7 separate regions of the Homo sapiens genome follow, and all the other regions are linked to region 2. A link is a loop called in an ENCODE intact Hi-C map of the cell type or tissue named here. Cell type or tissue: PC-3. All regions are shown on one strand.

Evidence for each region. A loop is a pair of places that touch in the nucleus more often than their neighbours do. Peaks named below come from ENCODE experiments on the same cell type or tissue, not always from the same donor. Only the 100,000 strongest peaks of a DNase experiment are listed, where the experiment ranks them.
Region 1: it touches region 2 in a loop (5-fold over the local background); 87 of 110 quality-filtered maps call a loop at or near these places.
Region 3: it touches region 2 in a loop (2.6-fold over the local background); 11 of 110 quality-filtered maps call a loop at or near these places.
Region 4: a loop joins it to region 2, with 2.4 times the contacts of the local background. A loop is called at or near these places in 52 of 110 quality-filtered maps.
Region 5: a loop joins it to region 2, with 8 times the contacts of the local background. A loop is called at or near these places in 89 of 110 quality-filtered maps.
Region 6: it touches region 2 in a loop (4-fold over the local background); 5 of 110 quality-filtered maps call a loop at or near these places.
Region 7: it touches region 2 in a loop (8-fold over the local background); 51 of 110 quality-filtered maps call a loop at or near these places.

Annotation. Positions count from the first base shown.
Region 1 is chr14:50,761,796-50,765,795 of GRCh38, reverse strand. It overlaps NIN (ninein), which reads left to right. Exons shown (of 31, transcript NM_020921.4): 15 at 1,832-1,970; 16 at 3,885-4,000. Among named protein-coding and RNA genes, the nearest start is that of NIN, 67 kb to the left of the region's middle. In PC-3, no CTCF peak of the experiment used is centred here; DNase peaks (open chromatin) are centred at 2,235 and 3,135; H3K4me3 peaks cover 1,356 bases; H3K27ac peaks cover 2,610 bases.
Region 2 is chr14:50,597,970-50,601,969 of GRCh38, reverse strand. All of the region lies in intron 6 of ATL1 (atlastin GTPase 1), which reads right to left. Among named protein-coding and RNA genes, the nearest start is that of ATL1, 40 kb to the right of the region's middle. In PC-3, a CTCF peak has its summit at 1,825 (motif pointing left); DNase peaks (open chromatin) are centred at 409 and 1,709; H3K4me3 peaks cover 988 bases; H3K27ac peaks cover 1,502 bases.
Region 3 is chr14:50,649,495-50,653,494 of GRCh38, reverse strand. The region is part of intron 2 of SAV1 (salvador family WW domain containing protein 1); the gene reads left to right. Among named protein-coding and RNA genes, the nearest start is that of SAV1, 17 kb to the left of the region's middle. In PC-3, no CTCF peak of the experiment used is centred here; a DNase peak (open chromatin) is centred at 2,374; H3K4me3 peaks cover 355 bases; H3K27ac peaks cover 1,671 bases.
Region 4 is chr14:50,712,361-50,716,360 of GRCh38, reverse strand. No RefSeq gene overlaps it. Among named protein-coding and RNA genes, the nearest start is that of SAV1, 46 kb to the right of the region's middle. In PC-3, a CTCF peak has its summit at 1,702 (motif pointing right); a DNase peak (open chromatin) is centred at 1,710.
Region 5 is chr14:50,772,016-50,776,015 of GRCh38, reverse strand. It overlaps NIN (ninein), which reads left to right. Exons shown (of 31, transcript NM_020921.4): 8 at 2,921-3,067; 9 at 3,548-3,715. Among named protein-coding and RNA genes, the nearest start is that of NIN, 57 kb to the left of the region's middle. In PC-3, a CTCF peak has its summit at 2,182 (motif pointing right); DNase peaks (open chromatin) are centred at 505 and 2,175; H3K4me3 peaks cover 788 bases; H3K27ac peaks cover 1,619 bases.
Region 6 is chr14:50,541,143-50,545,142 of GRCh38, reverse strand. It overlaps a transcript of MAP4K5 not described here and a transcript of ATL1 not described here. Among named protein-coding and RNA genes, the nearest start is that of MAP4K5, 11 kb to the right of the region's middle. In PC-3, a CTCF peak has its summit at 2,088 (motif pointing left); a DNase peak (open chromatin) is centred at 2,022.
Region 7 is chr14:50,725,132-50,729,131 of GRCh38, reverse strand. NIN (ninein) reads left to right here. Exons shown (of 31, transcript NM_020921.4): 30 at 3,066-3,179. Among named protein-coding and RNA genes, the nearest start is that of SAV1, 59 kb to the right of the region's middle. In PC-3, no CTCF peak of the experiment used is centred here; a DNase peak (open chromatin) is centred at 2,211; H3K27ac peaks cover 1,643 bases.

The DNA.
Region 1 (4,000 bases), 160 kb before region 2:
ATTGATCATTGCAGATCTAATCTGACGTGATTTGGTTTTGTCCTGTGGGTTTTTTTTTTTCTGAATACATTTTTTACTCCATTTATTTATAAAATGCAAATGAAACAGAAAACCACTCAAGTCTTAGCTAGTAAATCATTCCCAATTTCGGCCAGGAGAGATGGAAACATTTTTACAAGTAACAAGAATCTTTGATTTTAAAAAAATTCCCCTAAAGTTAGGAATTTGAATTTTTTTCTTAAACCAGAAACACGTGTTTATTTTAATGAGACAAATATAACTGAGTTCCAGCTACTTAGATAAAAAGTTTAATTGTGCAGAGATGAGTAAAACAATCATATTATGAAGTTACTTGCAGCCCTCCTTTTCAGGAAATATACATACATGGTTAAGAAAACATTTCTACTGCTTTTATAATTAAATTTTAGCTCTTGGTTCTAATTAAATAGAGGTATTTTCTAAATGTCTTTACATTTAATGAATTCATCAGTAAAAGCTGTCAGCTCTACCTTCAGAAATTCCCCCAGTTCATCCACTTGTTTTCTTTCTTACTTTTTTTAAGACGGAATCTAGCTCTGTCACCCAGGCTGGAGTACGGTGGTGTGATCGCAGCTCACTGCAACCTCCACCTCCTGGGTTCAAGCAGTTCTCCTGCCTCAGCCTCCCGAGTAGCTGGGATTGCAGGTGTCTGCCAAACGCCTAATTTTTTTTTTTTTTTTTTTTTTTTTTTTTAAGTAGAGACAGGGTTTCACCATGTTGGCCAGGCTGGTCTTGAACTCCTGACCTCAGGTGATCTGCCCACCCAGCCTCATCCACTTGTTTTCTTAACAGCTTTATACACTATATGTTTTACCCATTGAAGGTATAAATTCAGTCTTTTATTGTATTGACAGAATTGTGCAAACATCACCGCATTCAATTTTAGAACATTTTCATCACCCCAGGAAGAAACCCCTTCTCCACTTAGCCATAATCTCTCCCAAGCCCCCTAGCTCTAGGCAATTATTAGTGTACTTTGTGTCTCTACAGATTTGCATATTCTATACATTTCATATAAATGGAATCTTACAATATTAGCCCTTGAGACCGGCTTCCTTCATTTAACATAATGTTTTTAAAGTTCATCCATGTTGTAGCGTGTATCAGTTCTTCATTTCTTGAATAATATTCCATTGCGTAGATATACCACATTTTGTTTATTAATTCACCGGTTAAGGGACATTTGGGGGATTTTGGCTATTATGAGTAACGCAGCTATGAAAATTTGTGCGCACGTTTTTGTATGGGCATATATCTAGGAGTAGAATTGCTAGGTTGTATGGTAACCCTATGTTTAACCGTTTTAGGAACTGCTAAACTTCTTGCAAAGTGGTTGCACTGTTTTATATTCCCACTAGTATGATAGTTCCAATTGCTCCACTTCTTCACCAACAGTCGTTATTGTATGTCTTTTTGATTCTAGCCACCCTAGTAAGTGTGAAATGGTATCTTATTGTGGCTTTGATTTGTATTTCCCTGATAGGTAATGATATTGAATATCTTTTACATGTATGTATTAGTCATCTGTATATCATCATTAGAGAAATATCAATTCAGATCATTTGCCCATTTTTAAAATTGTCTTATTATTGAGCTATAATAGTCTTTATATATTCTAGTTACAAGTCCCTTATCAGATACTTAATTTGCAAAACATTTCTACTTTCTTGATAGTGTCCTTTGAAGCACAAAAGATTTTGTTTTGATGATATCCAATTTATCTTTTTTGTTGTTGTTGTTGCTTATGCTTTTGGTGTCACATCTAAGACCAGTGTTGGTTTTTAAATCCCAGGTACTACAAGACCAAGTAGATGAACTCCAGTCTGAGCTGGAAGAATATCGTGCACAAGGCAGAGTGCTCAGGCTTCCGTTGAAGAACTCACCGTCAGAAGAAGTTGAGGCTAACAGCGGTGGCATTGAGCCCGAACACGGTAAACACATTCGGACAGGCTGTAGATAAAGCCTTTACTCTTGTTTTTAGAAACGTGGTTCAATATAAAATTGCAAAGCTTTGGCAACTTGAAAAAAGAAAAAAAAAAAAAAGAATTTGGCCATACTCTTTTCTTGAGCTGTTTCACTTGTGGTCTCGTTTTTCATTTGTCCTTGAAGTTTTTATGAGAACATTTCCATCTGATTTTGATATGCGTCAACAAAGGAATGGAAGAATCAAACCACAAGGGTATTTGCTTTGTTAACAAAACAAACAAAAAACTGGCTGCAAATCTGGGAATCCAGGCCTTGGGAGTGTTAGAATTCAGACACTGAGCTATTGCTGTCCTCTTCGAAGAGAGTGTGTAACTCATATGAAGATGGTTTTGGAGAGCAGGCCAGCCAGATACTACAGAATCCATAGCTGGTTTTCTTATACGGGCTGTGCTGAATGTCTGTATTGCCTCAGCAGAACAAAGAAGATAAATAAGGGCTGGCCTCCTGGCCTTTGAGGAAGATTTTGAGTGGCAAGTTTGGAAGGCAGAGTTTGGGAGCCTCCTGCATTAACTATGAGCTCCTTTCCTCTCTCCTGATAGCCTACCTCTTTTCTCGGGGGTGTTGAGTTTAAATTTCAGAGACAGCTCATAATCAGTTATTCTGTTATAAATAACTTTCCCCAGTGCTATTGGGGATAGGAGTGTCGTTCTTACACAGGTTGTTTATTCCTCCTCTTACTGCAGAATAATTAACAGATTGGGGAAGGAGGAGACAAAGAGGCCTTAAGACCTCCCCTCTGATTCTTAGCTCATTCCAGTCTGAGGATCTCATAATATGATATATCTCGGCAGCTGTTATGGACTTTTCCATAGATGGCCAAGTGTTGGGGTTGTTCCTCATGAGGACAAGAAGCTGTACCATCGTGGTGTGGCTCACACCCTGGGTGTTACTTCTCATTTGGGAATATGCCATCAAATATGAAGAGAAGACCCAAAGCAAGACTGCCAGTTGCAGCTGCTAGACATATACCCAAGAAAAGTTCCTTTCTTCCATCTGCCTGTGTATCCCCACATGCAAAGCTATTTTGGGTCCCACTGCCTTAAGAGATTAGTCATAATCTTTTCTTCTGTGTACAAGCTCAGCCCCCAACTTATGCTTCACATTTTCAGTGTCATTCTCAGTCATCGTCGTGGGCAGTTGCAGAGATGAGCTCATGCATGAGTTAAGAATTTCTACCCACAACTGCCTGTATCCTGGTTCCTAACCTATGCCCTGTTTTTTAAAATTTTAGCTGATAATATGCTAAAATTATGCTGATAATAGCTAAAATATGATAATTTTAGCCAATAATAGCTGATAAGATAAAATGGGGATCTACCCACACTCTAGGAAATTCATAGGAAATAGGCAGTCTTCTGTAATGCTGAGTGATGGGTTGTTGATAGTGTGACCCATGAAGCTAACTCCTCAGGGCATCGCAGCAAGTATGCTGGCCGTTCATTTTCCTGCCACATCGTCATTCAGTATTTGTTGGATGGGTAGGAGTCTGGTTGGTTTGACCAAACTACCTCATGCTATTACCTCAATTTGCAGCATTTGCATTAGGAGGTAGCTACCTATAAGCAACAATTTCCACCCCCGCCGCCCCACCACCTACTATTCTAAGAGATGGATTCTATTAAGGTTTTTTCCACTGCCTGTACATGAAAGAATCTGTTCACCTTCATTTCTTCTTGTTTGCCCTAACGCTTGAAAAGAGAAAAGACTTCTCTTGGCCTCTGTTATTTCCTATTAGTTCACATCTCTGGTAATTCAGGCTGAAAATCATTCCTTAGTTAAACTGGATGTCCCTCCTCAGATGCCACACTGTGTTATTGAAAGAACCTGCTGCAGGATCAATGAGTCCCATGTGTTTTCAGGGCTCGGTTCTGAAGAATGCAATCCATTGAATATGAGCATTGAGGCAGAGCTGGTCATTGAACAGATGAAAGAACAACATCACAGGGACATATGTTGCCTCAGACTGGAGCTCGAA
Region 2 (4,000 bases):
CCAATATAGACACAAATCTATCGCACGTGACAAGACATTTTCACTAGGTTCTTAGAGCAAACTGGGTGTTATTACTCAAATAAAACTTGCACAGTTATTACATACAGCCATGTTTAAATTAATGGAAAAATATTGTCATTCTCAACAAAAACTGGAAGTCCTAAGGTAAAGAAGCTAATATAAAGAACCTAGTTATTTTATAGATAGATATGTTAATAAAGTAGCTCCTGCCAGATTTTTATACTTTAAATTCAAATGCTCATAGTGAGCAAAACAGGTGAGAAAATAACTAATGTCACTTAGAGAACTCTATACTATGTCTTAATGTGAATTATACTTCCTGGGCGTGCTACATAGTTTAGAGCTGGCTCATTAGAGGTTGCAAAAAACAGTTGTTAAATTTTGAGGAATTTTTGCAAGTTGGTTGACGTCATGGTAGCTTGAAATTGGCCATGGTAAAAGTATTTACACCATAAAAATTAGCAAATAATATATATCAGGCTCACCTCCTCCCTCCTCCCCAACCAGTTTTAAACATTTTGCCAGCACACCACTGGTTACACTTGCACTTCAATATTGCTTTTAAACTGAATTCATTTAGCTTTTAATTCTCTCTTTTAAACCATGGTTTTTAAATACACGAACATATTTTTGTTTGCTTGATTACAGCTTGATATAAATTGTTTTTTTAAAGAATCAAGTTAATATGTTAATTCAGCTATTCATTTTCCCAGCTAATTGTCTTCATATTTGTTGTTTATTATAGGTCTGTTTATTATTCATAATTGTACTGTATTTCAGAGTTAAGAATTCTTCTATTTTAAATTTGTTTAAATTAATTTTGTCTATTTATTTATTTTTTGAGATACGGTCTCACTCTGTTGCCCAGGCTGGAGTGCAGCGGTGCAATCATAGCTCACTGCAGCCTCAAACGCCAGGGCTCAAGTGATCCTCCCACTTCAGCCCCGCTCCAAATAGCTGGGACTACAGGCGCTGTAGTTCTTTGTGGATTTTTTTTCTTTCACTTTTTGTAGAGATAGAGTCTCACTATGTTGCTCAGGCTCATCTCAAACTTCTGGTCTCCAAGCAATTTTCCTGCCTCCTCCTCCCAAAGTACTGGAATTGCAGGCATGAGCCACCACACCTGGCCTTAGTTTAATTTTAATATAAAATTATTTTTAAAATTTCATTATCCCTCACCTTACTTTCTCAGGCAATGTTTAAAATTTCCCCACACTTTTACCCAAATGAATAAAGCTGTTAACTTATCAGAGAGAAGAGGATAGAAGTGACCTGCTAAAAAAGATTGCTAAATCGAAATTTCATTTAGAAGTTATTTTACTTTGCAATTTTTTGCTATGCTTTTTCTAACTGAAATTTGAATTATTTAACTCATATATGTTTTGAAATTTGAATGTATTTGCATTTTATCTTTTGATTTTATAATGTATTTTTTGTTTTGGATTTGGTTGCTTTAATCTAAAATACTATAAAATAACTTTGGATGCCACCTTTACTACTTAATGAGCTTCGCATTTCAATTTCAGGTAGTTAAGAGTTACAAGTCCAAACATGTTTAGGAGTCATTGTTGACTCAGTCAGCGAAAACTTTTTTCTTGTCACTGACATTTCATAATGTCAACAGTTTACTAACTAGGGTAATCTCTTAAAGTTTTTTTCATTGTTTGTTTTCAACTCTTTTTTTTTTTTTTAACCAAAAGCCGCAACTCTATCAATCTTTATCTCTCATCTGTTTTATTGGAGCATTGATTGGTCTTTTCCAGTTTTAATGTTTCTGGCAAAATGTAAGGAGCAGTGACATCTGCTGGTAAGACCTAAAGTCCCTTTCTGTAATTTACAATGGAGTTCCCTACTCTGGTTTGCCAGTGGTTCTGAGTAACAAGTTAGAGAAGAAAATCAAAACAATAGCCTAATTACCATATAGCACTTCAACGATCAACCTAACAAATGATAAAAAAAAAAAAAGACAACAGAGTCTAGTACATATTGTAAATCATATAGAAGACTGCAAGCAAGGCTGGTTTTATTCTACCTCACCTCCTCCCCACACCAGGTTCCTGAGCCCTCAGGAGAATTCATACCCCTTCATCACAGCATACATCATCTCTCCATGCTACTTTACTTCATCATATTTTTCCCAGATCCTCACTCCCATTCCTCAACTATTCATTCCCACCCACATTCACTTTAATATATATTATAATATGCATAAATAGTATCATGTTATAAATCTCACACTTTTTTCTGCTTACTTCTGTACAAATTTTAACACTCTATTCATGCTACTCTATGCACTTTTGGTTCATTGCCTTTAGATGTTGCAAAGTATTCCAGAGTATGCTTTTCCCCATATTTTTATGTATCTGTTCTGCTAGTGATGGACACCTAAGTTGTCTCCAAATTCCTGCTACTATTACTCTATCAATAAATATCCTTATATATTTCCTCTGCTCCATGGAATGGCTGCTCCAATCTGCACTTTCAACAATAGGGCCTGAGTGTTCCCATTTTCCCAAATCCTAGCTTTCATTGGTATTATCTCCATGTTCTACTTTTTGCCTATTTAATGAGTGTAAAGTGGTATTTCATTGTTGTTTTAATATTTATCTAATTATCAGTGAGACTTGACATCCCTTCAAAAATGTATTAGCCATTCAGGTTTCCTTTCTGTGACTTGTCTATTAATATTCTTTGCCTGTTTTCTGATTGGGAACCAGGTTTTGGTTACTTGCAAAAGTTTCCTGTATGTTCTGCTTAGTAATCTTTTGTTGACTTTGACATTGTCAATGTCTTCTACCAATCTGTTCATTTTGATTATAAAGTCATTTGATAAATACAAATACTTAATTTTGATGTAGTAATATGCATCAATTTTTTACTACATGGTTTATTTTAGAGGGTCTAATAAATGTTTCTTCACCTCAGTTCAGAAAAATATTCTCCAGCACTTTCTTCTATTAGCTTTATAGTTTTAACTTGCATATTTAGTTCTTTGATCCATCTGGAGATTACTTCTATTACAGTATTTAGTAAAAATCCAGCTCTTTCTTCAAATAGTGAACTTGTTTTTCCAAACCCAACTATTAACCCATTTATTTCCCACCAGTTTATGATGCCACCTCTATTGACTACCAGGCTCCCATATATATATGAGTGTATTTAAACTGTTTAGTTCCACTGAGCTTTGCTCTTGTATCTGTGTAGGACCTCACCATTTTCATTGCTATGGCTTTTTAGTGTGTATTGAGCCCTCTAATTCAGATCGTCTTCTTAAAAACTGACTTAAGGCCGGGCACAGTGGCTCACACCTGTAATCCCAGCACTTTCGGAGGCCGAGGCGGGCAGATAACCTGAGGTCAGGAGTTCGAGACCATCCTGGCTAACATGGTGAAACCCCATCTCTACTAAAAGCACAACAAAATTAGCTGGGCATGATGGCGGGCACCTGTAATCCCAGCTACTTGGGAGGCTGAAGCAGGAGAATCGCTTGAACCCGGGAGGCAGAGGTTGTAGTGAGCCGAGATCATGACATTGCATGCATTCCATCCCGGACAACAAGAGCAAGACTCCGTCTCAAAAAAAAATAAAAATAAAAATAAAATAACCTGACTCTTAAATCAAAACAAGACTTAATTCTTCCATATGAGTTGTAGAAAATATACAAAAATCCTATTGTAATTTCAATTATAATTGCACTGAGTTTGACTAATTTGTTGAGAATGAAATTCTCCACAACATTAAATCATACCATCTGTGATCATATTATATCTCTTTGGTTTATACAATTTTTTCTCTATGGTCTTTAATAGACCTTTGAATTTTTCTCCAGAAAGGTCTTTATATTTTGGTGGCTAATTACTAAAGATTTTTGTTTTGTTTTGCTATTGTGAATGGTATATATATTTTAAAACTTATATTTGCTAGCTGTAATTGCTGGTTTTAAGAAACGCTATTGGCCGGGTGCGGTGGCTCACGCCTG
Region 3 (4,000 bases), 52 kb before region 2:
CCTGAAATATCTCCAAAGTATGTCTAAGTGTTGCAAATTTTGATACTTGAATTCTGTCATTTCTTCTTTATTAGTTGGAATATTATAATTAAGGACTTTATCAATTATTTGGTTGCTGTTCATATAGGAAAGAAGGGTTGAATGCTAGATCTTTTCCTTTGTTTGCTATTTCAGAATGATGAATTGATACCCTAGCCACCTACAAAAGTAACCATGAACTCATGGATTTTTAACGCCAAGCTTTATTTGGATTTTATCATTTTTTTATTAATGTTTATTTTCTGTTCTAGGATTCATTCCAGAGTGTACTGCATTGCATTTCATTGTTGTATGTCTTTAGTCTTATTTAATCTATGCTAGTTTCTCAGTCTTTTGTTTTTTATGACCTTGACAGTTTTGAGGAGTACAGAATGTTTTGTAGATTGTACCTCAATTTCAATTCATTTTTTTTTCAATTTCTTTTTTTTTAGACGTCTCCCTCTGTCACCCAGGCTGGAGTGCAGTGGCACAATCTTGGCTCATTGCAACCTCCACCTCCCGGGTTCAAGCAGTTCTCCTGCCTCAGCCTCCTGAATAGCTGGGATCACTGCCACGTGCCACCACGCCTGGCTAATTTTTGTATATTCAGTAGAGATGGAGTTTCGCCATGTTGGCCAGGCAGGTCTTGAACTCTTGACCTCAGGTGATGCACCCGCCTTGGCCTCCCAAAGTGTTGGGATTATAGGCGTGAGCCACTGTGCCCAGCCTTTTTTTTCAATTTCAAAAGTCTGATGTTTTTCTCATGTTCCATATTATCATGTATTTTCCCTGACCCAGAAGCCGTTTCTCCAAGATGAGCTGGTTGATTTTAAGATTTTTATACTTAGTTTTAATTATTGGTGTGGTAATTCCTTTTGATGTTTAAATTGCTGCTGCTTTGGTGGCAGGAGCCCTTTCAATGTTGGTTCCTTTTTATTTCTCTTTGCTTTCTAATGTGACTAGATGTTCCAGGCTCATATTGTGCATTTTCTGCCTCAGTCCTGTACTCAACCATTCTAAGGATCCCTGGTTCCTTTCGATGGGGAAATAGTATTCAGGGATTGCACTCTTGTACTCATTGCTATTTGGTGGATTAATGCTTGTAGACCTTTTCAATGGACATATCTGGGAAATATGTTTTGTTGCTTTCTGGAAATAGAAATTCATTATGAGTTCATACTGTTGGCAGTTTAAGATTTCCAAGTTTTTACTTTTAGCTTTTTAAAAAAATGTTTAATTGTGATAAAATACACATAACAACATTTACCATCTTAACCATTTTTAAGTGTACAGTTTGTTGGCAGTAAGTACATTCACATTGAACTACCTTCTTTTTGCCTTAGGTTTTTATTTTTTTCTCATACTGAAAATCTTGGTTCCTGTTGACAATTATGTAACTATTCATTTGCTTTATCTGTAGCATAACTAGCTTTAAAAATAGTATCATCGACAATATGATTACTGAATAAAACAGAAGATTTCTTTGTAGTTTATTTTTTAAATTTAGGATATTTCCCGATGAGGAAGTACAATTTATTCTCTTTGGGCCGGGCACAGGGGCGCATGCCTGTAATCCTAGCACACTGGGAGGCTGTGATGGGAGGAATGCTTGAGTCTAAGGGTTTTGAGACCAGCCTGGGCAACATAGTGAGACCCTGTCTTTACAAAAAATAATAAAAGAAATTAGCCAGGCTTGGTGGTGCATGCCCATAGTCACACCTACTTGGGAGGCTGAGGTGGGAGGATTGCTTGAGCCCAGGAGGTTGAGACTGCAGTGAGCCGTAATTGTGCCACTGCACTCCAGCCTGGGTGACAGAGTGAGACCCTGTCTCAAAAATAAATAACAATAAATAAGTAATACATAAAATTCACTTTGAATTAATTTTTCTGAAGTATGCTTTAGCTGCTTCATGTACTCTTAGATTTGTTTACTTCATTTTGTTTTCACTTTTTAGGGATTGCTTTTTCTAAATTTTGATTTAATTTTGTTGTAAGTTACATAGGATATTTAAAAGGTTGCAAAATCAAAATGATAAAACAGAATGCATTTAGAAAATTAATTCTACCCCTGTCCTCTTCCACCCCATTTCCTTCCTCCCCCTGTAAATACCCAATTTTATTAATTTTTGTTACATATTTCATTGCAACACTTTATGAAAATAGATACAAATTACATATATATGTAAAATATGTATTCATATTATTCTCTTTCATATGTATTGTGTTAGGTTTCTGTAGCTGTAAAACACATTACTTCCAAACTCATTGGCATAAAACAATAAACATTTATTATCTCAGTTTCTGTGGTTCAGGATTTTGGAAGCGGCTTAGCCAGGTCATTCTGACTCAGGATCTCTCATGAAGTTGGAGTTCACACACGTCAGCTGGGGCTGCAGTTATCCGAAGCTTCGCTCTGGCTGAAAGATCCATTTCTTTCTTTCTTTTTTTTTTTTTGGAGACAGAGTCTCTCTCTGTTGCTCAGGCTTGAGTGCAGTGGCGCGCTCTCGGCTCACTGCATCCTCCATCTCCCAGGTTCAAGTGTTCTCCTGCCTCAGCCTCCTGAGTAGCTGGGACTACAGGCATGTGCCGCCACGCCCAGCTAATTATTTGTAATTTTAGTAGAGATAGGGTTTTGTCGTCTTGGCCCGGCTGGTCTCAAACTTCTGACATCAGGTGGTCCATCCACCTTGGCCTCCCAAAGTGCTGGGATTACAGGTGTGAGCCACTGCGCCCGGCCAAAAGATCCGCTTCTAAGTTCACTCACAAGGCTGTTAACAGGAGGCTTCAGTTCTGGCTGAAGGCCTCAATTCCTCACTCATGGGCTTCTCATGATATGGTATCTGGTTTCCCCCAGGGTGAGTGATGAGAGAGCAAGTACACTTGACCAAGGCAGAAGCTGCACGGTCTTTTATATCCTAATCTCAGAAGTCACACACCATCCTTTCTGCCATAAACTATTGGTCACACAGACAAGGGTGTGAATCCCAGGAGGACAGGGATAATTGGGGCCCAGGTTCACCTTACTGGCTGGCTACTACATATATGTATATATGGTGGTGTACTGTCCAGACTCTTTTTTCACATAATACATCCCGAATATTATTCCAGGGCAATAAATAGAAATCATCTTCATTCATGTTTACAGCTATATAATATAGTACTCTGTTCTGTGCGTGTAATAGTGTAATCATCCAGTTTGCTATTATTGGACATTTGGTTGATTTCTAGCCTTTTGCAACTATAGATGTTGCTGCAGTGACTAGCCTTATGCATATGCATTGTATGTTGTATTTAAATAAAAACAGTTTCTTAAACCACATGCCAATAACCCGTATTTATCCATACACTTACATATCCTTCTTTAGAATCTGAGTTTGAATTGAAGCATTTACCTTAATTTTAAAGTTTCTTCTAAATTACCTTTTGTCACTGGGGTCTGTTTCATTTGCCTTTCTTTAAAGGTAAACTTGATGTTTTCATTTTGCCTTAGTTTCCAGCCAACTGTAATTTTAAAAGCTCTTCAAAGTCAGCTGGGAACTTTTGACTAGTAGATGTTTTGCTCTGGCATGGTACTCCTTCACACCTCAATGGTCACCCAGTCTTTCTTATTTTGACCATTCTGAGATATTCTAAATTTGGCAGTTAGGGCCTTGGGTTGACTGGCAGTCTTCTGTTAACACACTAACTTTTCATTTAAATGCTGTATCCTTGTACCTTTCAGGCACAGGGATTCAAATTTATGTTAAAATTTTGTCTGGGGTGCAACTGTTACAAATAATGAGGATTAATAATAGTATGAACCACATACTGTCTTCCTAGGACTGTGTTAGAACATGCACCAGCAATGATAATACATCTGTATTTGCTGCCTAGTGGCTAACAGATTTACTCTCTTGATTATAAAAAACACCTTCGTTTCAGAACTAGTAAAATATGGGAGTGAAAGAGGCAAAATAAGTCCAAAAATCAAGGAAAATATTTA
Region 4 (4,000 bases), 110 kb before region 2:
GATACTACATGTAAATTTAACAGTGTCCATGCAAGTCACAGTGGGTATAAGCAAGAACCAGAGGTGGATGTGGGCAGATGGTTGATGTGTATGAAAACTGGTAGGGTCAGTGTTTGGGAGTAAAGGCTTTTTTGAAGTGGAGATGCTAAAGTAGATTTGTTGGAAATATTTTTTCTTAAATGATGGTCAAAAAGCAGGATATTTAAAATAAGCAATTCTGAGGTAGTTCACATAATGGTGAAGTGGGTAAAAGAAAAAGATCACAAGACATTAGAAAAAAATCAATGATCTGAAAGTCCAAGATTTGGAATTGCCTTTCCCTGACCCCGCCCCCATCATTTCATCAAATCTGTACTTGCCAAGGTTACCATGAACCTCTTAAAGTTGCCCCACTCCAACCTGCTCTCCCCACACAGCCTCCAAATAGGATTCTTCTAAAATAAGACTGAATGTCACACTACTGTTTAAGAACACCCCATGTCCTCAAGTCTCCATTCTTTTTTAAATCGACAAATAAAAATTGTACATATATATCTTATGCAATGTTTTGAAATACATATACATGGCTGGGCACGGTGGCTCACACCTGTAATCCCAGCACTTTGGGAGGCTGAGGCGGGCGGATCACGAGGTCACGAGATCAAGACCATTCTGGCTAACATGGCGAAACCCCATCTCTACTAAAAATACAAAAAAAAAAAATGAGCGGGGCATGGTGGCAGGCACCTGTAGTCCCAGCTACTCAGGAGGCTGAGGCACAAGAATGGCGTGAACCCGGGAGGCGGAGCTTGCAATGAGCCGAGATCGCACCACTGCACTCCAGCCTGGGCAACAGAGCAAGAGTCCATCTCAAAAAAAAAAAAAAAGAAAAAGAAAAGAAATACATATACATTGTGAAATAGCTAAATTGAGCTAATTAACATATATAACCTCACATTCTTATCACTTTTGTGGTGAGAATACTTAAGATTTTAAATTCTTAAGAATACCTTCTGATTAATTCATAAAGTAATAATTAGTGAATTTAGCCATACTAAACTCTGTTTGGCTTCTCAAAGGGCAACAGTATCTCTTGCTATGTTGTCTATGTATTGAGTAGGAGGAAAAGGCAGGACAAATAGTTGCTTCCAGTTAACCATCCTCCCCTTCCTCCTTAAAAAAAAGAAGGCTGAAATTTGACCATGCATGTTATTACCCAGCTATAAGACTATATTCTCTAGCCTCTTTTGCAGCTAGATGTGACCATGTGACTAGGTTTTGGCCACTGATATGCAGGAGGTCTGGGAAGACTTCTTAAAAGAGGGGATAAGCTGGCATGATGGCATAATCCTATAGTCCCAGCTACTAGGGAGACTGAGGCAGGAATGTCACTTAAGCCCAGGAGTGTGAGACCAGCCTGGGCAGTATAGTGAGATCTTGTCTCTAAAAATTTTTTTTTTTTTTAAATTTAGCCAGACACAGTGCCTGCAGTCCTAGCTACTCAGGAAGCTAAGGTGGGAGGATCCCTTAAGCTCAGGAGTTTGAGGCTGCAGTAGCTATGATTACTACACTGCACTCCTGCCTGGGCAACAGAGCAAGACCCCATCTCCAAAAATAAAGAGGGGGAATACACCTGTTTTTGTTCCTACTGCCTAGAGTGAAGATGATGATTGAAGATCTAGCAACTATGTTGGACCATAAAGATGAGGGCCACCTCCTATAGATGGCAGTGTAGAGAGCTGGAAAGAGCCTAGATCTCTGACAAATTCATTTAGCTATCATGTGAGGCCTCAATTCCTTCTGGACTTTACGAAAAAGGAATAAACTTTTAGTTGTTTAAGTAACTATTATTTTGGATTTTCTTATTATATGCAGCCAAACCTTATCCTAATTGAGACCTAGAATTAGTTGGATATCGGGGAAGGATAAAGTGGTCTTGATTTTCCAGCCTGACCCTAGAGAAGATACAAGATGTATGCAATTCTAGAAAAGATGAAGTCCAAGAAAGGTAGAGTTTAGTTCTACGGTTGGTTTCCTGAAGAGAACAGGGCAATTTTCACGTTTAAACGTGATACATCCACCTGGGGAAAGAAAAAGTGGTAGAATCTTGCGGGGGAGAGAAAGCAGCAGCAGTAGCCTGCAGTGGTGGAAGCTAATTAAATGCAGCAATTTTATTTTTATATTGATGCCCAGGGTGACAGCCCTTGGATTCCACTTTTCAAGCAGTACTAAATTGGCTGTACTTTGACCCTGAAATAAGACTGCGCTTGTCTTCATTGACCAGAGATAACTGGAGAAGTAAACATGTGGTATTGGGGAGAAGAAACTGACATTACTGCTCCTAAGATTTCCAATAGGTGTCTGAAAATGGGGGCTTTAGAAAAGAAGCCACGAGGTTTTTGCCCACAGAACAGTATGATCTGGACATAGGCACAAAGAGTTTTCTACAGATGTTCCCATCTACTTAGGAATAGCGATTCACAGTGGAACCTATAAGAGGAACCCCCAAACAAGTAGTAGACAACAAATGAGTACACCTTTGAAGATTTCCTTTGAAAAGATTATTTAAGCTTCTTTATACTTTCTAGAAGTACAAAGTACAAAATTAACTACAGGGTTTTTATTCCACTCCCTTCCCCTAGTTAGACATCTTTTCTCCACCTTAGCCCACAAGGTGATCACTTCACTGGCTGGTAAATTGTCCATTGCAATCTGTAAATGAGCCAAGATTGCTGTGTGCTTTGCTCAGGCCATTCCTCTCATGGCTATGATACCACTGACAGGGAGATATATAATATATATGTAGAGAGAATATATACATTTGTATATTACAGTATAATATATACATTTCCATATTATATATTTGTATATAATATACAAATTCAAGCCTCATTACTACTGATTTTCCAACAGATCAATCCCAAGCAGTAGGCTATAATTAGAAACAGATTAGACATTCCTTGTTGCAGTCATCTACCTACCTCCTGGCCACCTCCCTCACTGATTTTAGAACTTGGGTCACTGTCTTTTTCTCACTACTACCTCTATCACTACTCTTAGTGCTTTCAATATCTCATATTTGATATATTTGAATTGTGGAGAGAAAGATGAGACCACACTCTACCTTGTCAATAATTTCACTATCTCTGGTCTTTATTTCAAGCATCCAAGACTTTGGACATCCATCTTTCTTCTTCTTCACTTCTAAAATTTGTTTCCTCTATCCATTGATCCCACCACTTTTCCACTGTCCACCACTAAGCCTTACATCTACCTCATGTCCTCATGATCTCTTTACTCAGCTTATGTTCCATGATCTATCACTAGAGCCACTTCCCCTGAAACACAATCACTTTGCTTGCCCCTATCTACCTTTATGACATTTACCTATGGCAATCCCAACTTCCCAACCCTGGTTAAACTAAACTCTTTTCCTATTCTGCAATTACACCAAAGCAACTGAAAATGGCCAGAGAAAGACAGTCAGCTGCTCCAACTGGCCTCACTTTAAATTCATAATCACTGATTTCAACATTGCTTAACAATTCCATTACTTTACAAAAAAAAAAAAAAAAAAAAAAAAGAGACAGGATTTCATAGTCACCCAGACTGGAGTGCAACGCAACAATGTTAGCTCACTACAGCCTCAAACTCCTGGGCTCAAGGGATTTTCTTGCCTCAGCCTCCCCAGTAGCTGGGATTACAGATATGCACCATGACGCCCAGCTTTTAGAAAGTTTCTCACTATTGGCTGGGCATAATAGCTCACCCGTGTAATCCCAGCACTTTGGGAGGCCGAGGCAGGCAGATCACAAGGTCAGGAGTTTGAGACCAGCCTGGCCAATATGGTGAAGCCCCGTCTCTAATAAAAATACTAAAATTTTTAGTGTGGTGTGGTGGCACACGCCTGTAGTCTCAGCTATTTTGGGAGGCTGAGGCAGGAGAATCACTTGAACCTGGGAGGCAGAGGTTGCAGTGAGCAGAGATCGTGCCACTGAGTCCAGCCTGGGCAACAGAGCGA
Region 5 (4,000 bases), 170 kb before region 2:
TAAACAAATAATAGCTTTTGATTTATTTTCAAAAGCTTTCAAGTAGCCTAGCTTACAGAAAATTTTTTTTGTTGTTTTCCCCTTCTTTCCTGTATTTTTGACCATTATATACCCTTTGTTTACCTTTGTAATGGCTCAGTGGTAATTTATTTTTCATTGGTGACTATTAAGTCATAAAATTAAATTTATTCTCCTGAATTGTAAATCAGTGCAATATGTAGAACCTTGGGTTGTTTTTGCCAAAAAATATTGCACAAACTTGGATTATTTATCTAAAACCAATTCTTGGAATAAACTGTAGCTACTTGTGGAGAGCTGCATGTTCTTCTGTGGTGGTTTCCAAAGCTCAGGAAAAGAAGTAGCACATTTAGTTATTTTCCTCTGGCCTGAGGACAAGTAGAGGATTGCTCATAGAATATAACTTTTACTTAGTGTTTTTCCTGCTAAAGAAAAATAGTGAAATTCTATAGTACTTAGTATTACTAGCTCTAAACCACAGAGGAGCTGGAAGTTCAAGATGATCTCATTTACTTGGAATCCTAAAATTTTACAACTGAACGCCATTTTAGATTTAGTCACCTCTCATTTTATAGGTAGAGAGAGTGAAATCGTGGCTGTTCCCTGCTTTCATGAAGGGGAACTAGAGTCACTGTCTTATGCCTGTAACTAGCACACTCCTTTCCGAAAGCAAGAACAATGACAGGGCAGAGATGCAAACCAGCATGCCCGATGCCGAATCTGGCCCCAAGCCTATTTTACTTGTCATGCCCAGTGTTTTTAAAATTGAACTTTTTGCTACATTGAAAAAAAAAATCAGGAGATTTTTCTAAAACTCCAAAGATTTGGCTCCATTTTATGGGCAGTAAGATGCAGCCAGCCCCTTTGGAGAGGACATGCACTCCTGTGTTCAGTTTCCCAGCACTCGCTACTTTCTGATGTCTTAAACCCATCTTGCCTCATTCGTTGACATCATCTTCCGGGCCTCTTTGAGTGTTTGGGTTTGTGATTATTTTCCAACTTACACTTCAGCAAACCAGCTATCCAAAGACCTGGTCCATGTAAGAATAAGAATGTCCTCACAGTTCCAGAGACAGCTCCTGCTCAAAGTGTAGAGCGTGCCCCAGTTGGCCATTTAACCGGCATTGTTTTCTGCCTAGCCCCGGCCCCGTCTTCTGAATCCACACTCTTCTATTCATCACTTGCCCACTCCACCATCTAAAATAACTGGAAGGACTTTCCAGGTGCGAGGTCTTTAGGCAGTCTGGAAGCTGTGCACTGATTTGGCTAATGTCACAAGGTCAAGCAGTGTGGATCTAATGTTAGAGCCAAACTTTTAACCTTGTTAACTTCAGTCAACACACCTGGACTTGACAGTAATTTCTGGTACAAAGGTCCTGAAAGCCTTGTCCTCCAGGAAAATATTATTTTGGTTGATAAGAACAGGATAGAAAAGTTAAGGGATCTTGGCAACCTCAGAATCTTGCCCCAAATATCTTTCCATTGATTTGATCCTCTTTTAGGAATTGTTGCTTCTTGCAAACGTTTCCACTCTTTAGAATGGTTTTCTTGTTTCAGAGTTCCCTCCAGAGGAAGTCGTATGAAAGCAAGAATGGAAACTAATGTTTCCTGTTGGGTATGAATTGGGGAAAAAAAAGCATTTGAGATGAGAGAATTGCCTCAAGCCCTTACATGAAGAATGAAATCAACAATAGTGAGATCGTATAAATCCTAGCAGTAGTCCAGATTTACAAAAGGAATATTAGAAGCTTGAGAATGTGTTGCAGAGAATTTAGGCCTGTGTTAGAATGAGTCCAGTTGTAGGCTCAAATGCAACAAGAGCAATTTGTTGCTTATTCTGTCTCCTTACTGCTCAGTGGCATGGGCCTTAACTGGGAGCTTGTTAGAAATGCCGAAATCTGAATCCCCACACCACCAGACTTACCATATTAGAGTCTTCATTTTAACAAGCTCTCCAAGAGATTTCCATTTTGTACATTGGAGGCATGTTCCTATAGAAACATTTTAACCCCAGAATAAAGAGGAATCTGACTGCTAGTGGGAGGGCTTTGCCTTTCCTCCTCGTTCTGTGGCTTCAATGATCCACGTTGCTCTATTCACCTTCCCATTCCTCTGTGGAGCTAGGGAACCAGCCATTCCCAGGCAAGCCTCTAGATGGGGCTGTAGCCCAATCTCCCCTTCCCTATTACAGGATAGGGGCTATTTGATTACCATCAGAGGGTGCGGACTAGCCAGTCAAAACTCCCTTGCCTTTACATGTCTTGGAACCCTTCTATTGCACACACATAAAGTCTTTGTTTTTCCTGTGCTAAAACATTAAAGCAAAAAGCCAACACACTCAGTATTGTTACAAGTAAGGTTCTAAACCCCAAGTTATGGATTTCAGATTCCAAATCTTAATTGTAATCAGATCATTGTAATCTGTCCCAGACCAAATTCTGCTGTGCTAGCCTACCAATTTCAAAAATTCAACATAAAGAAAATATCACTGAGGGTCACCACAGTATAAAAGTGTAACAGATGTCCAACCACTTTCTACTGTTATGACACTGGGAAGCTTGTATCTTTATATTATTTAGGTATTTTTTAAAATTTGTAAGAATAATGTGTAACAACATTAAAGACTGCCTATTGTAGGAGTGTGAGTAAAAGAGAATATAGTTAATTGCTAAATTGCATAAGATTATGAAGATGTTGGAAATTGACTTTTATTTAGTTTGTGGGAAGGAGGAGGGCATATCATTACTGGAAAGGGAAACCAGTAAAGTGAGAATAAAGGGGCATAATTATATTTCTGGAGTCCTGGGACCAACCATGGTACTGATTACTACTGGCCGGAAGTATACTTTGGGCCTTGTATACTTGAATGGAGTATTTAAAATATGTGATGACTCTTTTCTAGATGCTCGAGGAAGTATTCCATAATCTTGATCCTGACGGTACAATGAGTGTAGAAGATTTTTTCTATGGTTTGTTTAAAAATGGAAAATCTCTTACACCATCAGCATCTACTCCATATAGACAACTAAAAAGGCACCTTTCCATGCAGGTAAAAAATAAGCAGAAGTGCTTTCTTTGTGAATAAAAGTTAGAACCCATTTAAGTAATGTCTAATAAATTAATCTGTTGTCTGAAGCAAAATACTAAGGAAAGAGAGGGAAGCAAAAGAAGAATTAGAAAGACTTAACCATTAGGAAGGAAAGGTTGGGTTTGAGAAATGACCGTAAATTACAGTGGAAAGACCACTAATTATGCCTTGTCATGTCAGCTCTGGGTCAGAAGAAACCTGGTGTTAATTAGGGACATATCTCGTCTATGTCATAGAACTCTCTACCAAAACAGTTGGTTTTGATAAGCTCCGTAGGCTTGACTCAGTTGGGAACAGAGATCAGAGAGGCTGCATGACTTTTTTCCTGGCACTGTATATTAGAGAAACATGCCTTCTACCCATCGTGGTCAGGGCTGACCAATATCTTGTTGAAATGCCTGGAATCAAGCTAGGCTTACTCAAGTCTCTTCCTCCTTCCAGTCTTTCGATGAGAGTGGACGACGTACCACAACCTCATCAGCAATGACAAGTACCATTGGCTTTCGGGTCTTCTCCTGCCTGGATGATGGGATGGGCCATGCATCTGTGGAGAGAATACTGGACACCTGGCAGGAAGAGGGCATTGAGAACAGCCAGGAGATCCTGAAGGTGTGGCAGCTAAAATTGAGAAAAATGACAAACTGGAGAAGGGTTGAAAATTTTCAATTTTATTTTTTGGAAACTGTGATTTGATTTTCTTTCTTCTTAATGGTACTTCTGTTCACAAAGTCTCAAAGATAAAAGGTAACTTTTTTTTTAGCCCTTTTAACCAGGAGCCTTTTGTTAAGTACTTTCCGTGTTTTTAACCCCCAGATTATTGACATGAGAAATACTCTTACAATTGTGTTTATTTACAGGGCCAGATAGTGTTGTTGTTGTTGTTGTTGTGTTTTT
Region 6 (4,000 bases), 57 kb after region 2:
ATGAGACTGTTTTTCTTAGTAGGTTCCCAGATACTCTCCATGATGTTTGGGTTCTCAGAAACACCTGTTCCTTGGCTGGACATCATGGCCTTGGCTCACAGCCTGGCCTTCCGAGTTCAAGCAGTGGACACACACCCTTCAGTAATCTGGTGAGGGACCTGTTACATTATAGTTGGCTTCTTTTTTTTTTTTTTTTTTTTTTTTTTGAGAGTGGGTCTCACTCTGTCACTCAGGCTGGAGTGCAGTGGTACAATCATAGCTCATTGCAGCATCCATCTCCCAGGCTCATGCAATCCTCCTGCTTCAGCCTTCTGAGTAGCTGCATTTATAGCGTCATGCCACCATGCCTGGCTAATTTTTTCCCAACTTTCAGTAGAGATGAGTTCTCACTATGTTCCCCAGGCTGGTCTCAAACTCCCGAGCTCAAGCAATCCTCCCACCTCAGCCTCCCAAAGCTCTGAGATTACAAGTGTGAGCCACCATCGCCCAGCCACCTTATTTTCTAATGCTGGCTCCTCTTATGTTTTCAAAATGGCAGTTGCCATTCTAGTCACATCAGAAGCAGACATCCATGCCTAGAGACAGAATAAGTCATGTCTGTGTCTTGTGTACCCTGTTAATAGCAAGGAAAACCTTCCTAGAAGCACTCCAGCAGACTTTTCCTCCTGTGTCATTGTCCAGAATTGTCCAAGCCTAAACCATTCCTTTAATAAGAAAAATGAGGCTAGACCAATCAAGATTTATTCCCTAAGACGGGGGAGTGTCTCAGTCTCCCCTGATGGACATAGCCACTTGGAAGAGGTCAACAAAATTGTGGTTCTGATAGTAAGGACAGAGAAAAGAGGGTAGTTATTGGGCCCAAGGGCCAAAGTGATCATCATGGCTTCCACTTTCCCATAACCCTTAACTCATACCTCATCTGGTGGGGTCACCCAACCTTAGTCTCAGAGGATCCAAGTCCTTAGTGCTCTCATCTTCATTGGGTTGCTTCAGTTTCCCACTGTCCAGTAATATTAGAGATGTGAATACTAAGAGACACCCTAGTGAATACCTGGGATTCCAGACATAGTCTTCCTTGTTTCCTTTGCGGAGCAATAACCAATTTCCCCATGGTAGTTAGAATCAATCACCCCAACCAGTACAATGACCCCCTTCTCTAACTGTTGATTTAGTGATCTGAAGACTCCAAAATAGCCAGATGGCAGTTTCAGCTTCCCGTTAAATAGAATTGTGACCATGTCATCTGGGGAAAGTATCAATCCCTTGGGCACTAGGGCCTCCAAACTCACCAAGTCCAATCCTATAGGGACAATATAATAGAGACAAAGTTGTAGAGAAAAAAACTTTCAAGAGAGTTATTAGGAATAATAGAAGAGCCACTCCTACCTCTGCCTCTTGGTTCACAGGCCCATGCATTCTGAATATTGAGTAGATGACAACATATAATGGTGACTGGGTTGAGTCCTATACTACATCCTTACAGGGGTTTTCTCTCAGCCAGCACCACGATTGATCCTTCTGCATACTTTCCTCTATCCTATCAAACTAGCTGTTCCTGAGTGATGGGTAAGATCAGTTAATTCCATGGGCATGACTCTGCTGCCACACTTCTCTCATAATAAAATTACTTTCTTGCTCAAAGATATTTGTGATACATGGTGATAAAACAAGGCATTCCATAAGCCCATGAATTGTGGCACTAATAGAAGCTTTCCAAGCAGGGAAGGTAAACCTCTACCTAGAATATGTATCTATTCCCATGATGACAGGTCACTCTTCCCTCTATAATGAAAGGAATCTAGTGAAATTAAACTGCCACCAGATGGTTGACTTATCTGTCAAGGGAACAGTATCATACTGGGATCTCTGCAATGGCCTCTGCTATAAGCAGATTAATCACTCCATAGTGGCAGTAACTGAATTATCCTTGGCAAGTAGAAGTCTACATTGTTGAATCTAATGTTAGCTTACATTCCTATTGTCACGTAGGCACACTGAGCAAGCACTAGAGTGACTGTGTAAAGAGGCTGATTGACACCTGGAGAACAGATCTTCTTGTATAACTATCGAGATGGATGCCCTCTGCTGGGCAGTATTGTAGTTCACAGTTATTTTCACATTCTGGGCAATTTTAAGAATCCATCCATAATACTTCTCCCACTGACTTCCTTATCTCAAATCTTCTTCCTTCCAAGTAATTGACCAACCTATTAGCTACTGTGCATGAATCAGTACAGATCCATACCTCAGATCAGCTCTTCTTCCTAAAAAAGAGGACAACCAGATGTATTGTTCAAAGTTATATCCACTGGGAGAATTTCTCCTCCTATCTTTCAGGGCCACCCCATTATGGTGTGGGCACAGAATTCTGTGGCTCTCTGCTTCAAGTTGGTGCTAGCATATTATGCAGACCATTAATAAACCAAGCCTAAACTTTTTCTTCCCCTGCTAAATGGCTATGAGCCTATAGATAATGGGTTGAAAAAAAAACAGGTGGCAAAGAAGTAAGGGCAGGTCCAATGGACATTTGTTCCATATGATTTACTTGTGTCTTCCAGATCATCTCAGGCCACCTCAGTGTATACTCTTCCATTTGACAACGGAATTCTGCTGCCCATGTTCAACTTACGATCCAGTAAATTAGGTAACATCCAATTTCTTTTATTTTCTTTTATTTTTTTAATTTTACTTTAAGTTCTGGGATACCTGTACAGAATGTGCAGGTTTGTTACACAGGTATACATATGCCATGGTAGTTTGCTGCACCTATCAACCTGTCATTTAGGTTTTAAGTCCCGTATGCATTAGGTATTTGTCCTAGTGCTCTCTCTCCCCTTGCCCCCAACCCCCTCCCCCCGACACCACAGGCCCCCGGTGTGTGATGTTCCCCTCCCTGTGTCCACGTGTTCTCATTGTTCAACTCTCACTTATGAGTGAGAACATGCAGGGTAACTCCCAATTTCTAAAGAGCAGTTAATGTCACATAGTTACTTAGTATCCTGTGGTCAGGAGTCTAGCCTCTACTAAGACCTAGAAGTAAATCAAGAGTTGCCTTTCAAACAGACAATAGCTGTCAGCAGATAACAGCATATTCTTTTTTTTTTTTTTTTTTTTTTTTTTTTTTTTTTTTTTTTTTGAGACGGAATCTCGCTCTGTCGCCCAGGCTGGAGTGCAGTGGCGCGATCTCGGCTCACTACAAGCTCTGCCTCCTGGGTTCATGCCATTCTCCTGCCTCAGCTTCCCAAGTAGCTGGGACTACAGGCACTCGCCACCGCACCCAGCTAATTTTTTGTATTTTTAGAGAGATGGGGTTTCACCGTGATCTCAATCTCCTGACCTCGTGATCCTCCTGCCTCGGCCTCCCTAAATGCTGGGATTACAGGCGTGAGCCACCGCGCCTGGCCAACAGCATATTCTTATACCAAAATCCTAGGGGTCTGCATTGGGATTCTCCTACTGGGGTTGCAAGAGACTCCATACAGTTTCCTGTTTACCATTGGGTCTGCTGAATCCTAAAGCCTAAGTGTCAGGGCAGCTTGCATCATAGCCTTCTCTGTAGTACATTATGTAGTTCCAAGTGATATGAACAAGGTGGCAGTCATACAGGTTACATGGGTCAAAGAGTAGCAAATGCAGTACATTGTCTCAAAATACAAACAGGCCAAACAAACACTGTGCATCTTTAAGGTGGATGATACAAGGTAGAGCACTACTTCCTTGTTAGAAATGTCACTAATGTGTCAGGTTCCTGAACTGGGTTTATCTCTCGTTCTCTGGTATTAGTGGTATTTTTTAAAGTATGTAGGGTGGTTGCTACTTCCTGCTCACAAGGTGCAATTTGCATAATGTTATCAAGATAAAAGACTACCATGATATTCTACTGGATATCAAGGAAACAAAGGTCCCTCTGGAATGATACTCTATCATAGAACAGAAGTCTTTAAATATCCCTGAGGTAGTACAATGACAGTGCTGTTGCAATCATGTGAAAGCAAACTGC
Region 7 (4,000 bases), 130 kb before region 2:
CGATTTGCCCATTTGTAATAAACGATGAAGTATCAGGATCACTTAAACACAGCGCACAATTGGCCTGATGTTCCCATCCCATGCCAAAAATATTACAGAATTTAAATGTTGCTAGGATATGCGCTACTAACAAAGTACACTGAGCTTTCCTGTGCCAGAGCCGTGCAGCCTGCTGCATCCCATGAAAATCACAAGTGATGACTTTTCACAACAAATAGAGTGTATAGTCAGTGACATCTTTCTAGTTGACATAGTTCATAAAACTATTTAAGAAAATAAAAATCTTTTCATTGTTTGCATTAGCATGATCCCAGCTCACCACCACATCCAATCTTATATTACTTAGGTTTTCAAGTATTCAGAGTTATTTCTCTTTAATGCTTCATTCATCATCCTTTCTCAGAAGTTTAACTCTTGCAGCTTGCCTATTTAGTTAATTCAGAACTAGGAATAAAATAAAAAGTCCTTCTTTGTGGAATTCTACATTAATCCTTTCTGGTTTGCATGCGCTTGTGTGTTCAGATACCTTGCCACTCAGTTAATGCTTGACAAGGAATTTCCTATCTCTTATTTGAATCCCCTCAAAGTGGCTTTGCAGTCACATTAGCTCTGGAACTCTACATAGGAACAGTTCTGTTTCTTCTACTATCCATCTATGTTTAATTACGAAGTACTCCTACCACTTGTCAGTTCTAATAAACTTTTCCCTCTACATATGTACCTATGCTGTATTTCTAATAAACTTTAGAAGGTTTTTGTTTTATGAGCTTTAAAATCTGTTTTTGGAAGCTTTATACATACCTCTTCAACTTCCCAGTATTAAAGTTCTTAAATTGTGATGGTAGAGTGTTAGATGCTTTAACTCTCCAGTATATAATTGAACTACAAAACTTTGATCTCAGTTTTTAGTGGACCTTCTAACCAAATGATCCGCCAAGATTCTTCTCATTGCTCTCTTACACCCTATTTTCAAAGCCTGCTGTTTCCAACCCACCCACCAATGTTAAAAAAAATATCCTTTTCCTCCAATTCCTTCAGGATTAGACAAAAACTAAGATTTTTGAAAGAAAAAAAAAATCCTCCAACCAGATGACAGAGTGGACGGCTTATTACTCTCACCAGAATGCTACTGCAGGCTCTCCCATTTCCCGCTGCTGAGCTGACACTAATTTTAAGAATGCAGAATATTGTTAAATCTGCACGTTTCTGTGTGTGGAGTGATGTGATCTCTTCTGCATTTTGTGTTGCTTTGCTTGCCTATGTAGTGTTAATGTGTGTGCTTTTAAAAATTGTTTGCATTGTAGATGTGTGAATTTAGACTCCCCCTAAAAACTCATCCTGACATGAGGGTGAAGTGTACTACTTGCCTTCTTTCTCTAGGCCTTGCTACCGGAGCAGCGAGCAGTGCACGCAGATTCCTACAGAAGGATTGGGCACCTGTGAAAACTGGGCTGCTATTGATGGCATTTCTTACCATGGCAGACAGATGCACACACCCACCCATGCACACACACCACACACAGAGACATAAGCTAAGATATGTTGGAATTAAGTGCTCTTTTAAATTATTTTATTATTTTTACTGTTAAACCTTTGCAGTATTATGTCTCTTATTTATTTATGTAGAAATGACAGATCTTGTGAATCAAATTCACAAACATCAGCTTGTTACAAATCATTTTATTTATACCCTTTAAAGAGTGTGGATTTAAGATTCTTGAAAGGATGTAGTCTATATATTTTCTCATTCCATATGTTGTAACTATTTTTAACCAAAGGTACTACTTTTATATATGGAATTTGAAGAAAACCAGGGGTATTTATACTGTTTTGTATAAGATGTACAAATCTTTTTGACAGGAAATTTTTGATGAAACAATAAAATAAATTTTAAGTATATGACTGCCTTTGTTTTTCCTGTTTTTCCACTCTTTTGCCAACTCTATGTTCTTTGAATTATCTTTTTTTTTGTTTTGCTTTGTTGGGCAAATAGACATCATTTTGTATTTATGTTTGAACTTTAAAAAGCTATTATTTTTTTTTAAATATAGGCCTTTTTAAAAGCTAGATGTCCTCCAGGCCCAATTTTTTGTAACTTACTTCCTGCATTAGACCTTTGCCTATTACAATTTTTATCCTCCGGATAGTTACTACATGATTTAGGGTTTCTTTTATGATTAAGTGTTACTACTTAGTATCTAAACAGATGGTAGCCTTTGACTCATGTTTAGTCATTCTGCATGTCTTTTAAAGTATATCTTAACTACCATCAGCTGTTAATACCTTTATGAAATCTGAAATTCCTTATGGGGACATTTTGGTGGACTGCAGAGGGATGGGGGTTGCATTCTAATAAGTCAATTGCATTCTAATCTCTCTAGGTCTCTCTCCTCTCCAAAACTCACTTACTCCTTAACCCATCACCGTTGTGTGAGAACAGGAGATTTTTCATTTTCAATCTGCTCTGATAGTAAACCCATCCTCCAATCCAGATGTGTGCTTCACATTTACAAGTGGGAAACAGATGACTAGAAAAATTGGCAGGAAGAGGCTATTATGAAGAAAGAAACTTACCACCCTCACAGTCATCAGCCACTTCAAAGGAAAAACAGACATGCATATTGCAAGCTGATTGGTTATGTTAGGAAACCCTGAATATATTCAGTGCTTGTTTTGTTGTTGAGAGGCCCATAACATTGCAGAGACCCAGATCACAGATGGGAGGTTGATAGCGATCTTCCAAGTTACCTTGGATGTCCATTTTACTAGAGGTACTCACAGGTATTAAATTATGGGTTTTCAGAATTTTGCTTTATATCAGGGGGATGATGGTAACACAGGTAAGATTCTTTTGATTTTTCAGTCTGATCCTTTATCTGATAGGGTTACTTTTCTGACATATGCAATCCATGCAGGGCTCAAAACTCTCATTTCATGAGAAATCCATCCTTCCTGTTACAAAGGCAAAACATTTGCTGTCCTTTCTCTAGGCATCTTGTGGGGAAAATAAACCAGTGTTTTCAGTGTGACATGATTTTCGAATAATATACTTTTCTTCCCTTCAGGGAAACCAGGAACAACTGGTAACTGTCATGGAGGAACGAATGATAGAAGTTGAACAGAAACTGAAACTAGTGAAAAGGCTTCTTCAAGAGAAAGTGAATCAGCTCAAAGAACAAGTGAGCCTACCCGGTCATCTCTGTTCACCCACCTCACATTCCAGCTTTAACTCCAGTTTTACATCCCTTTATTGCCATTAACTCGTTAACTTATGTTGTCTAATAAAGGCAAATTCTATTATAAATGTCTGTAAGAACTTAGGATTTGCTATCCCTCATATCACCCCAAAAAATACGAACTCTGTATTTTTTCCAAAGCTCTGTTTAAGGCATGTTTGTCCACAATTTAAAAGTGTAAATCTTTGCTAACATGATTTACATGGACCTAAGATTTTAAAGATCAAAAAAAATCTATTGATTCACATAGACCTAAAGCATGTCCATTCACATGCTTTAGGTCCCTGTGAATCAACAGATTTTTCTCTGCCCAAGACAGGAAATATTCCTATTTAAATTGAAAAATGATATTGGTTAAAAAAATAGGGGGATAATAAATGGAACTTTAGCTTTCCTGTTCCCAACAGCTTATGAAAACCTCAACAAGTATCTTATTGCTACAGCTAGACTCCAAAAAGATGTACTTTGAGTTAGAATCTAGACCCCAGATTCCAGGACCACTTAAACAGCCTGCTCCTTTTCACCTGCTGGTGGCAGATGTGGCCTTGGTGTTTAGAAATTAGTTGCGCATCCACTGAAGAGACAAGCAGAAAGTACTACCCTCTGGGAGAGTGTTATAGCCTCTCTGGAAACTGAGATGAACATGTGGGGTGGGGGGCAGAAAATGCCCAACCTAGTTCTTTAGATACTTAAAAGCTAAGAATAACAACCCCAAGAGAGGGTCTGAATTCAGCTGTAGACAGCAACTTTTGGTTGTCCTGTTT